Linked DNA regions of Homo sapiens: region 1 is linked to region 2. A link is a contact called in ENCODE Hi-C or POLR2A ChIA-PET data. All regions are on one chromosome and are shown on one strand. The core of a region is the stretch at or near the end of the contact, and the rest is flanking DNA. Distances in the headings are between cores, read along the strand shown. Region 1 overlaps PALLD (palladin, cytoskeletal associated protein). Region 2 has its middle 16 kb from the start of ANXA10.

Region 1 (5,233 bases), core at 2,652-5,151, 470 kb before region 2:
TTCTGTGGTTCTATTCTCTATGCTCCGTTCCTAATCAGCCTTGACAGATACCTGCTTCGCTTTCATTGCTGGCACTTAGGACTTATTCACAAGTTCAATTCACTGGGGAAAACACCCCAGGGAACATCCTTAATATTCGTATAAATCTTTAATAATAGTAGATCTACATGTTTCTTTCTTTCATACTTCATTAGAAGACTGGACTCCAATAAAATTGAATATTTTGTTTGTTTTTTCTCCTTGCATATAAATCTCATCGTATACAAATAAAAATACAAAAATAGAAACAAAAAATCACTCAAAATTATGCCCTACGAAGGCAAACATTGTTTCCATTTTAATGTATTTTGTTCCAGTGTTTTTAATTTGTATCTTGGTATAAATATGAATAGTATAAATATAAATAGTATAAACATGATAGTATAAAAGTAAATAGTATAAATATGATAGGTTTTTCTTTAAAATATCAGTGAAGTTGTTGAGATAACCTGAAAGCTGATTATTTATTTTGGAGGGCTCTAGAATTAAATTCTGGTAGATTCTGAAATCAAGATTATTAAACGAAAGATATATAAAGCAAAATATAAAAAGGTTTCTTTATATATGGAGCATTAAAGACTTTCAAATTGCTCCATAACAAAAATCTTTTAAAAAAATTAAGAGCGTACTTAGCCTCAAATATTTTAATGTTTACCATGTCAGCATTACAACTTGTTAAATAATAATAGTCGCTTTTGTTTTAAACAATTCTAAAAATACAGGTAACATGCATTGCTGTGAGACTATGAACATCTGTGGTGACCACGGATTGGCTGACATAGAGGTGTTCAACACTTTTGCTGTAGTTTTATGGTTCTACAAATTTCTCCCCGTTAAAGATGGGATAGTGTCTTTGCTCCAGCATTGGTAGATTTCCCCACTAATCATTGGCGGTCTGAAGAGTAAGAGAGAAACTCAATAAGGGTATTGGAGAAAGTAAAAAGTGAGTTAGCTTTCCTTGCCAATAAGGAGTTCCAGGAAATATGTTCTTAATGGAGAGAAAAAAACTCAGAAAAATAAAGCAAGGAACAAGGAATGACCTAATAATAATGGTTTTTCAGGTGGCAAATATTTCATAAACAATGGTGACCAGATGTTTCCTACCCTCATAAAACAGAGCTACCGGGCTTCATGTACAAGCCGAAGGATGTCCGGCATTGAACCAGGGCTTAGTGATAGTTCCCTGTGTGCCAGGCACTGCGCTGGCCTCAGTGGGGGCTGGACAGACATGGTCTCTGCTGCCACGGACCTTGGACTCAGGGAAAGATGTGGTAAATGAACAGTTTTTAAAATCGCCGTTGTCACAAATATCAGAAGTTTCCTTCCAGAATGTAGAATTCCCTGATTCAGCAAATAAAAATAACATGATGCCCCTACCCTACCCAGAAGCCCTCTCCATTGAATGGTAGTAGGAGGGAGAGGAGAAAGAACATTCCAGTAAGAGGAAAAATGCATATTCCAAGGCACTCAGGTAGGGAAGCAGCTTGGTGCTTATCAGAATCTAAGTTAGACATAAGGAAAAACAGTCCAAAAAAACAAAGCAAGGCCAACAACAACAACAACAACAACAAAAATGGGTAAACATATCTGCATGTCTAATGATACATTTTTGAAGTACAGATTAAGAATCATTATACACAAACGTTCAGTCTAATTCACCCCAGCCTTCTTTTTCTGACAGCAATACCACAGGTTCCTTTGTAGGCAGACAGAGTTATCTTTCTTTAGTGCCAACCCAAGCACAGGAATATTCTCTCCAGTAACTTAATTTTTCTGAATCCACTGATTGCAAATATGTCACTTACTAGTTTAAACATTTTACGTTAAAAAATTTTCAATTGTAGCACTTGCATTAATGACTCTTATAAATGAATTACCTTATCTTGGACTTAGACTCTGTTTGCTTTAACTTCACCCATCTCTACCTTTTGCAGACTTTTACCAGAGCCATTACAACATTATAAGGCTTTTTTTCCCCAGACTTGCCCTCCTCACAGTCGTTTTGAGTCCCTTCATGGCTGTGGTTCCTTCTCTTACATATGGGGACAGTAAAGAATAGGTTTTCAATTAGATGGGTTTCAAATCCAAACTCCTCACTTACTGGCTAAGTAAGCTTGGGTGACTTACCTAATATCTCTGAGACTCAGTTTTCACATCTTTAAAATGGGCCAATGACACTAGAGATTTATCTTATAGGGTTGTTGGGTTATAGGTTTGTAGGGTTATAGGTTGTTGGATGTTGCCCAGCATATGAAGTATTAGCACAATGCTTAACACATATTGTCTGGGCGTGGTGGCACCCGCCTGTACTCCCAGCAGTTTGGGAGGCCAAGGCAAGCAGATTACCTGAGGTCAGGAGTTCGAGATCAGCCTGTCCAATATGGTGAAACCCTGTCTCTATTAAAAATTAAAAAATTAGCCGGTCATGGTGGCACGCGCCTGTAGTCTCAGCTACTCAGGAGGCTGAGGCAGGACAATCGCATGAGCCCGGGAGGCAGAGGTTGCAGTGAGCTGAGATCATGCCACTGCACTCCAGCCTGGCCGACAGAGTGAGACTCTGTCTCAAAAACAAAACAAAACAAAACAAAAACAAACAAGAAAACCCCCCAAAAAACCCACATATTAAATACATAGGAATATATAACAATTTTAAAATTTCACTTCAGATTTCCACAGCTTTCTTCCTGTATAGGGGGTTATGGCTTTGTACTGGGTAGGATAATATTTGCCATTGTGTTTCCAAACAGGAAAAGTTAGCTAATGAACTGGGTTGATGTTGCTGGCAGGTTAGTGTTTAGAGCCTGTGTTGCCAGTAAGTGGTATAAGAAAGCTCATGGATTCCAGGGATTCATTTTCCTGCAGCACTGGACTTCCTTAAAAATATCACTTCATACTTCCCCACATTTAAATATACCTGCTTGTTTCTCACCAACTCAAAAAACCAAATGAATCCAACTTCCCAGGTTCCTGCCCTCCCCTCACCCCACGTTGGCTTTGGGTCCCTTCATGAGTGTGATTCCTTCCTCTCTCACATTGGGGGCAGTAAAGGATAGGCTCTTATTTAGATTGATGTCAAATACAAACTCCTCACTTACTGGCTGAGTCAACTTGGGTGACTTAAACTAACATCTCTGAGACTCAGTTTTCACATCTTTAAATTGGGCCAATGACACTAGAGATTTACCTTATAGGGTAAATCTCAAAGATTTTACCTAATGTATTTAATGTATACATCTCAAAGGTTTACCCTTGTGGAGTAGTACCTCAAAACCAAAGACTCACGGGAGCTTCCTCTATCTTCCTTCCCAATTTGACTTGGTATGTCATGACTTGGAAAAACTTGGTGTCATCTGAAAATTGGAAATGTCATCGTGAATTTTCTCTTCCAAATCACACTATAATATCAGAGTCAGATGTTTCCAGCACTGATCATAAGCCAACACGAGTGTTTAATTTTACTTCATTTAGTGGAGAGTTGTCCTTGGTTTGCTACCTCCAAGCCAGTTCACTAGCCATGGACAAGCTGCTCTAAATACATGATTCACATTGCCTGTTTTGTTTTTTTTTTAATTTAAAAAAACAAGTTATAAAATGTTAAAAAAAAATGAAACATCATTTTTATTCTAAACTATTGTCAAGGGCCTTTGAAAGTCTTAATATATGTACCCCCAGGTTTGTTTTTATCCACATTGATATCTCCTTTACAAAGAGTAGGTAACAAATTAGTCCTCATGGTTACTATATTTTGAAATTTTGTTTTATTTCCTTTAATAACTAATGCACCAAGCACTCAGGAATTCTACCATTTACACAATAAAAGAATTGTGACTCCCAAGTTTGTGGTTATGAAGTATACTCCTGGAATCCTTATGTATAAAATCCTGATAAACTGTCATTGCCAGTTCTTAAGCAAGTTATAAAATGTGGCTAGCAGCTTCCTTATTTTGCCCTAGAGTTTCCTCAGATTGCTGAAATAATAGGCAAAAGACCTGAGCAAACAATTCACGAAAGAGAAAATAAAAACATTTGAAAATATAATTCATATTCAAAAATGCACATAAAAATAGATTTATTTTTTATTCATCAAATTAAGAGAAATTGAAAAAAACAGACTACCCAATTCAGGCAAGAATACAATGATTTTGGCTTTCTGTGATTTGTAATAAGTCTTTCAGGGGTATAAAAATTATAATGTAACAAGGGTATACACTACAGTGCATAGATAACTCTAAACTTTGTCACTGGATTTATAAAATGTGAAAATTCTTGAAGCAACTGCAAACTTTGTAGAAGCTACGTAAGTGTTGGCAAATTCTCCATTAATTCAAATTATGCAAATTAGCACTAGTAACAAGAGAGTTAGAAACTGTTTTTCCAAAAATAATGACAAGTAGTAAAACATTACAGTTCAATGAAAGAACATGGATTGGGGGCAGAGTATCAAACTGAAAAGCAAAACTAAATTAGTAATTGAGGGATTCATAACATATGTCTCTAAAGAGACAAAACGAAATACTGACCCCCTATAAGTGAGACTAATTTGCTTGTATAGCAAAAATTTGATCTTGAGTGCCCAGCTTGATTAGCAAAGTTCCCAAAGAGGGCGCCCCCATAGTGAGTGAGGAATGTAACTACAGAAGTTTAGGTGGGCACTGGGCACGGGGAGACTCTCCCAGTGGCTCTTTAGAAGCTCATAAATATCTCTAGCTTGAAGTCCAGATTAGTTATAGAGGCTTACTGTGTTTTGTCATTTTGCCAAAAATGCCCCTTTTGCTTCGGTTCCACATTTGGCTTTCCCTGTGAGTCTTGCAGGGTTTTATTCTATTTTATCCCAGAGGAACAGAGAACTAGAATAACTCAAATACTTGTAGGCCTGGGGGAGCTCCATGACTTGAATATGGTAATTCTCTGCTTTGGATGGTATGATTGAAGCACTTACCATTTTTCTTTGTTTTCGTTTTCTGTTTTGATAAAAAAAAATGTAGTTTTGCACTGACTCAGACAAAGTAAAGTCATCCCTTTTAACTTAGGATTAGCCCTGAGGAACTCTTCTCTCCTTTTTATTAAGTGTGCTTTAGTTCCAATCCCTCCACAATCCCAGGCCCACAGTTATCCTAAGTATTTGCTGATACAGGGGAAATGGCACTGAGCATTGAGAGAGATGAACCTGGCATTAATTTCCTAATGTGTTGTA
Region 2 (5,533 bases), core at 32-2,531:
TATATGTCCTAATCCTTGTAGAAGAAATTTAATTAAAAGTCAAAGAAAAAGTAACTTACTATAAACATTTTCATCACTTTGAAAATTAAATTCTAGCATATTAGTCATGTGCATTAATTTGAAACAAATTTCACATCCTTGGAATAATAATTTTCATATATCCACACAGAGATTAGTAGTCAGAGGATCATTATCACTAAAGAAAAAATAAGATGCTGCTAAATTGGTCTCATCTGAATATTTTAATAGGTAATATTACAATTAAAAGCAAAGTATATTAAAATAGTAACAAGTGTTTCTGAATCATATTTACCTTTTGACTTATAAATACTTTTGTTTTGAAATAAACTACATATTGTACATCTTATTTATCATCAACATGATTAACCTGTAGTAGGGAAAACTCAATTCTTACGGAACAAATGTGGCAATAAGTAGAGATTTAAACCTGATTGTTCTTTTGTTGGAATCACTAAATAAAGTTTGTATTATAATATGAGAATATTTTGTTTTCAATGTATACATATAATAGTCTTATCCATTGAAATAAAAAATAGGTTTTTATGGAAATACAGGATTTCATAAGTAATTTAAATGTATTATAATTTATCTATACAGTGTGTATTGTCATTTACCATGAAAGATTATACATAAATTACTGTGATGAAGCTATTTTTCCATTGACATAAAATAAGATTTTAAAGCAATGAATGTGCCAGTTCTGTTCTAAGCACTTTAAATGGTTTAATTCATTCCTTGAAACAACCCTACAAAGTAGGCATTGTTATTATTTCATAATACAGATGGAGATTCCATAGATTGAAAATCAGACTTCGATAATTGAAAGGACTCACAAGACTTCAAAGAGCATCCTTGTATAAGGCTTTCAGTAAAGGTGAAGAACACAGTTGAGTAGGAGAAAGGGTTGAGGCAAATATTAGGGACCTGCTTATCAAAGTCCTTCTTATATGCACAGAACGTGCTTCATCTCCAGTTCGGGCTTCCGTTTGTGCAGTGAGCCTTGTTTTGGGAAAACTTCTTAAAAGCATTCTGGTGGAATCTTTTATGTCCTGTAGTTATGTAGCTAAGCCAAGGTGAGTAATCAGTAATAGGAGTTACCTGTGTTATTTTGGGAGGTATTTGGGGTTTACTTTGTGAGTGATGCACTTTGATGCCCACCTCCAATTCCATATCAAATTTCAGATTACGGGGTTCCTTTATTTTCCCATTATCTCAGGCTATATGCCAACTCTATTGGTTTTTACCAAAGAATTGGCAAGAGTCATTTTTGTTATTATCCAGTTCCTCTGGTGCCAGAAGAAACATGACTCATTTCTGCCTATTAAGCAGATTTATCTTTTTACCTCTTCACCTAAAGTAAGGTCACTAACACTTCAACAATGGGGTTGCTTTCTAGACTGAATTTTTATTGTGTTGGTCTTCCACCCTTGGGAACCATCTAAACTTCAGTTACTTGTTTGACACCCTTTGGCACCCTTGGAAACTTGTCATAGGGACAAGTTATGTCCTTACACAATTCCACAGGGAGACTTAATGTACATGTTCATTTGATGAGGAAATTATTTCCTTCATTTGCTTCCATGTAGGAATGATGGTATGACATAACCCACAACCATAGGTATCTCATATCTCAAAATAAATTTATATCCTATTGTAATAAAAACGATTTCAATTAAAGCCCCTATTACAATAACAAGCCAATGATAGTTTTCAAGCGATGCTTACCTTGAAGTTGAAATAGGCTACTTTCTAGTCCCAAATACCAGCAATGACCACTGGGTGTCAGTCAAGGGCTTTTGCCAAGTGCTTCAGTCAGCATGGCTGCTTTGACTGGACATTTCCAAAATCATTGGAACATGGAGGTAATGAAGTTACCATGTGCTTAGTAAGGTCACAAAGACCTGATTGTGCTAAGTTTCTTTGAAACTGTAAAAAAAATAAAAGAAGTGCTGTTGCTCAAATTCAGGTTATTTTTTTCTTGGTAATTTTGTGAATAGCAGTTGATAACATTTCTCAGATGTTGTATGTGAATTCTCTAGAAACCAAAGAACCTAATCAAACTTTATATTGCTTGCTTTGATTTTGGAGTTCACAGAGAAAATCATTTATTTTTTGTTTTATGAGGGATGCCCTAGTCTCCTCTGTTCAAGAGATATCAAGGAATTTCACCATTTTTCTGAGATATGTATTGTATGATAGTTAATCAGCCATCTTCTGGAATCATATGATTAACAAGCGTTTATAATGCAATTTTAGCTTAGCGTTGAGATTGATACATAAACAATATATCATTACTATCACAAATAGCAGCACTCTCCAATTGATTCAAATCTGTTTCATCTCATCAGGTACAGCAATAAGCAGGAGAATTTAAATATCTTTGCGAGAGCATGGTAAATGTGTATTTTTCCATCCATCTCACACGAATGCAAATTGGCTTTAAATTTCTTCATAAGTAGAAATGGAAAAGAAAGCATTAGTCAATTTGGTCACAGAATAATAGTGTCCCTTAGTTTGTTGTTCCGCTTGAATAGTTAATACGATACTGTGCACTACTCATGGCATGAGGGTTATTATTTATTATTTCTGTACTCTATAGTGAATCTCTGGGTTTCATCATTTCTTCCACAGGCTGTTAAACAAGGAAATTGTGGCTATTAATATACCTACATCTAAAACATTTTTAATTGAAAACAAAATTTCTTTATGTGCCTCAGGTATCCAAACCTAGTCTATTCTAATTGCTTTAAATTGGCCACTTGAATGGGCTTAGATAATTTTGAAATTTCCCATCTACTATGCTCCAGTAAAAAAGGATTAAAAACAGATTTGCAAGACAACCTTTTTCCTAATAACCTGGGTAAGATAAGAGTCCTGCATTCAGACATTAGATCCATTCTAACCACACATTCTGGCAGAGTGAGGCAACAACCTTACATAACTTTTGTTAATAAATGCCTATATTTTAGCCATACTTTTGTCTGCTGTTCCTTGGAGTTGCTCACCGTATCTCCCTAACTCAATTCTATTGCCTGTTAACTTTTCCTTAACGGGCTTTGTATGATGTTATATTGGACACCGGTGTCCAGAAAGCCAACTAAATTTCCTTCACCACCCTCGGGCCATTTTACTCACACCCATGGAAACAGCCTTGGATCCCTGGCTGGGGTGTTGAGTCAGGGGGCTCTGGCCCTCCTGTCATCCAGAGTCAGAATCTTCTCTTTTTCCCCATACAATTTTCATGGGCATTGACACTCAGGGGATTATGAATTTCTTTTGTACAATAATCAGATTCTTAAAAATTTATTGAGACTAAAATAAATTGAGCAAAACTGTCACAATTCCTTTATAGGTTGAAAAATTGATGGAGCAGCCAGACCACCTAATCTTTACATAGCAATTCATGACAATTTTAGTGTTTATAACATCTGTCTTTTCCTTATTAATGTTATTTTTAATCAACCTTCTGAACACTAGTATTCAGTTTAAATTTTCTCAGGACTTTTTTTTACCCCTTTTATCCATATTTCCTTTTCTTTTTATTAACCCTAATCATTTTTCCATCATTAACCCTTATTTGCAGTACTTGGACAAGGAGTCCTTCCATAGTTTCACTCATCCCATCTTATCTCCGCAATAATGAAGTCAAATAAGGAGTCCAAGCAGTTGTAGCTTCTTATAGCATCTATCATATCTTGACCAAACCTGTAGAGTTAGGAAATTTTTTAGAATTACTGCAACTAATAAAAGTTACTTATGTTCTCAACAATTCAGCAGCCTCAGAAATATTCCATTTAAAACCTAAGGGTGAATTTGGGGAATTTTCCTTTTCAAGATTTATGTTATTTACCTTTGATTTTATACAGCTTAATGGATTTGGAGTTTACTCCTTCTATCCATGTTTCCACAAAAGCTACAATAAGTGAGGGTGCTGAGTAAGCACTAACATGCCTGTTCATTTGACAGTATCCAATAGAGTTCTCTGACTTCTCATGCACAACACTGATTTCAGTAGAGGTTCAGAAGTGAGTTGGCGATCAACTCCCAAGTGGCTTAACCGTTTAACTAACTACCCTTGCATTTCTGCGGTCTTTGAATTCGCACCCCCATGTGACCTGTGTAAATGTGTTGTGATGCTCGTCTCTGCTGAGGGGATATTTTGGTTGAAACAGCTATCTTCCCCACTGCCTTTGGGCATTACAGTCAGGATCACATGCTGTACATCTGTGGTCATGGAAGCCATCGACTGCTTTCCTATTATTATCATTTTCTCTAGAAAAAAGCAGGGTATTCTTGGTTGGCTTCTCCTTTTGAAATTTCTTTTTTGTAATCCATTTAGCTCCCTAATTTCCAAGCCAGGAATTTTCCTCTCCAGCATCCACTGACAGGAATTTCTTCTCAGCAACGGTTGCAATATTTGTGATACTCCACATCAGAGATGGGCAGAAAGTCATCCTGCAACAGTAGTTCCTGGCTTCCCCACCCTTTCTCATTCTTTTATTTCCACTTTTATTTTTTGAGACCTGGTCTTTCTCTGTCACCCAGGCTAAAGTACAGTAGCGTGATCTTGGCCCACTGCCGTCCCTGCCTCCTGGGCTCAAGCAATCCTCCCTTTTGGGCCTCCTGAATAGCTGAGACTACAGGCACATGCCACTATACCTTGCTAATTTTTGTGCTTTTATTAGAGATGGGTTTTCACCATGCAGCCCACACTGGTCTTGAACTCCTGGGCTCAAGCAGTCTGCCCACCTCAGCCTCCGAGAATGCTGGTATTATAAGCATGAGCCACCATGCCTGGCCCCTTTCTCATTCTTAATTCTCCCAAACAGAAACTTCATCATTACTTAAAATTATAGAGTAGATGGTGCCAACTGCACAGATTACAACAGTTCACAAGTCTAACAGTTGACAAGATTCACAGCACTGCCCAGAACATACACATAGAAGGTTGTAAGAATGGCAAGAACAGAGCGGTGGAAGAATGTGGAAAAGTGTGAAGGTCCTGGCGATGTTTATAGGCCCAGCTTCTCAAGGTCTCTGTCACTTCCACAGGACACGCGTCACCTCCAAATTGCAACGCCAATATCTGTGCGATAAATTCGGTTTTGGGAGATGTCCCTAGAAGTTTCCAGGGGGATCTTTTATGTTCCTAATCACTTATTCAATTAAGACTGCTTCACTGCTAATATGAGGTATAAGCCAATTTTACCAGTTTCTGCTTTTGGGGAAATTTTGAACTTTAAATAGCACATTATAAATTATTAATTGTAACATCCCCTTTTCTTATCTTGACTGAAAGTCAGTTCCAGACTTTCAGCCGTCCCTGGAGATAAATATAGAGGTGTCTTATTCCAGTTGCAAAATATAGGCATACCTTGTTTTATTGTATTTCATTATATTGTACTTTTGCAGATATTGCTTTTTTTTTTTTTTTTCACAAGTTGAAGGTTTGTGGCCACCCTGCATCCTGCAAGTCTATGGGCATCATCTTTCCAACAGCATGTGCTCACTT

The links. Hi-C counts contacts between places; a loop is a spot of excess contacts on that map. ChIA-PET counts read pairs that join two places held with the same protein, here RNA polymerase II (POLR2A). Pooled maps may share reads with other maps.
Region 1: a pooled map shows a loop between it and region 2 (5-fold over the local background). The contact joins two enhancer-like sites. A Hi-C loop is called at or near these places in 1 of 168 maps with a recorded cell type or tissue (HCT116) and 5 of 50 pooled maps. POLR2A ChIA-PET finds 5 or more read pairs at or near these places in 1 of 52 experiments (Panc1).

What each region holds. Positions count from the first base shown.
Region 1 is chr4:168,550,064-168,555,296 of GRCh38, reverse strand. The region is part of intron 2 of PALLD (palladin, cytoskeletal associated protein); the gene reads right to left. All of the region lies in intron 1 of LOC124900807 (a long non-coding RNA gene), which reads left to right. Among named protein-coding and RNA genes, the nearest start is that of PALLD, 56 kb to the right of the region's middle. RefSeq lists an enhancer at 847-1,016. Within about 2 kb of position 3,901, at least 4 of the 41 ENCODE cell types and tissues checked have a DNase peak (open chromatin) inside an H3K27ac peak, as active enhancers do; they include HCT116, where a contact is called at or near this core.
Region 2 is chr4:168,073,484-168,079,016 of GRCh38, reverse strand. No RefSeq gene overlaps it. Among named protein-coding and RNA genes, the nearest start is that of ANXA10, 16 kb to the left of the region's middle. Within about 2 kb of position 1,281, at least 2 of the 41 ENCODE cell types and tissues checked have a DNase peak (open chromatin) inside an H3K27ac peak, as active enhancers do; they include HCT116, where a contact is called at or near this core.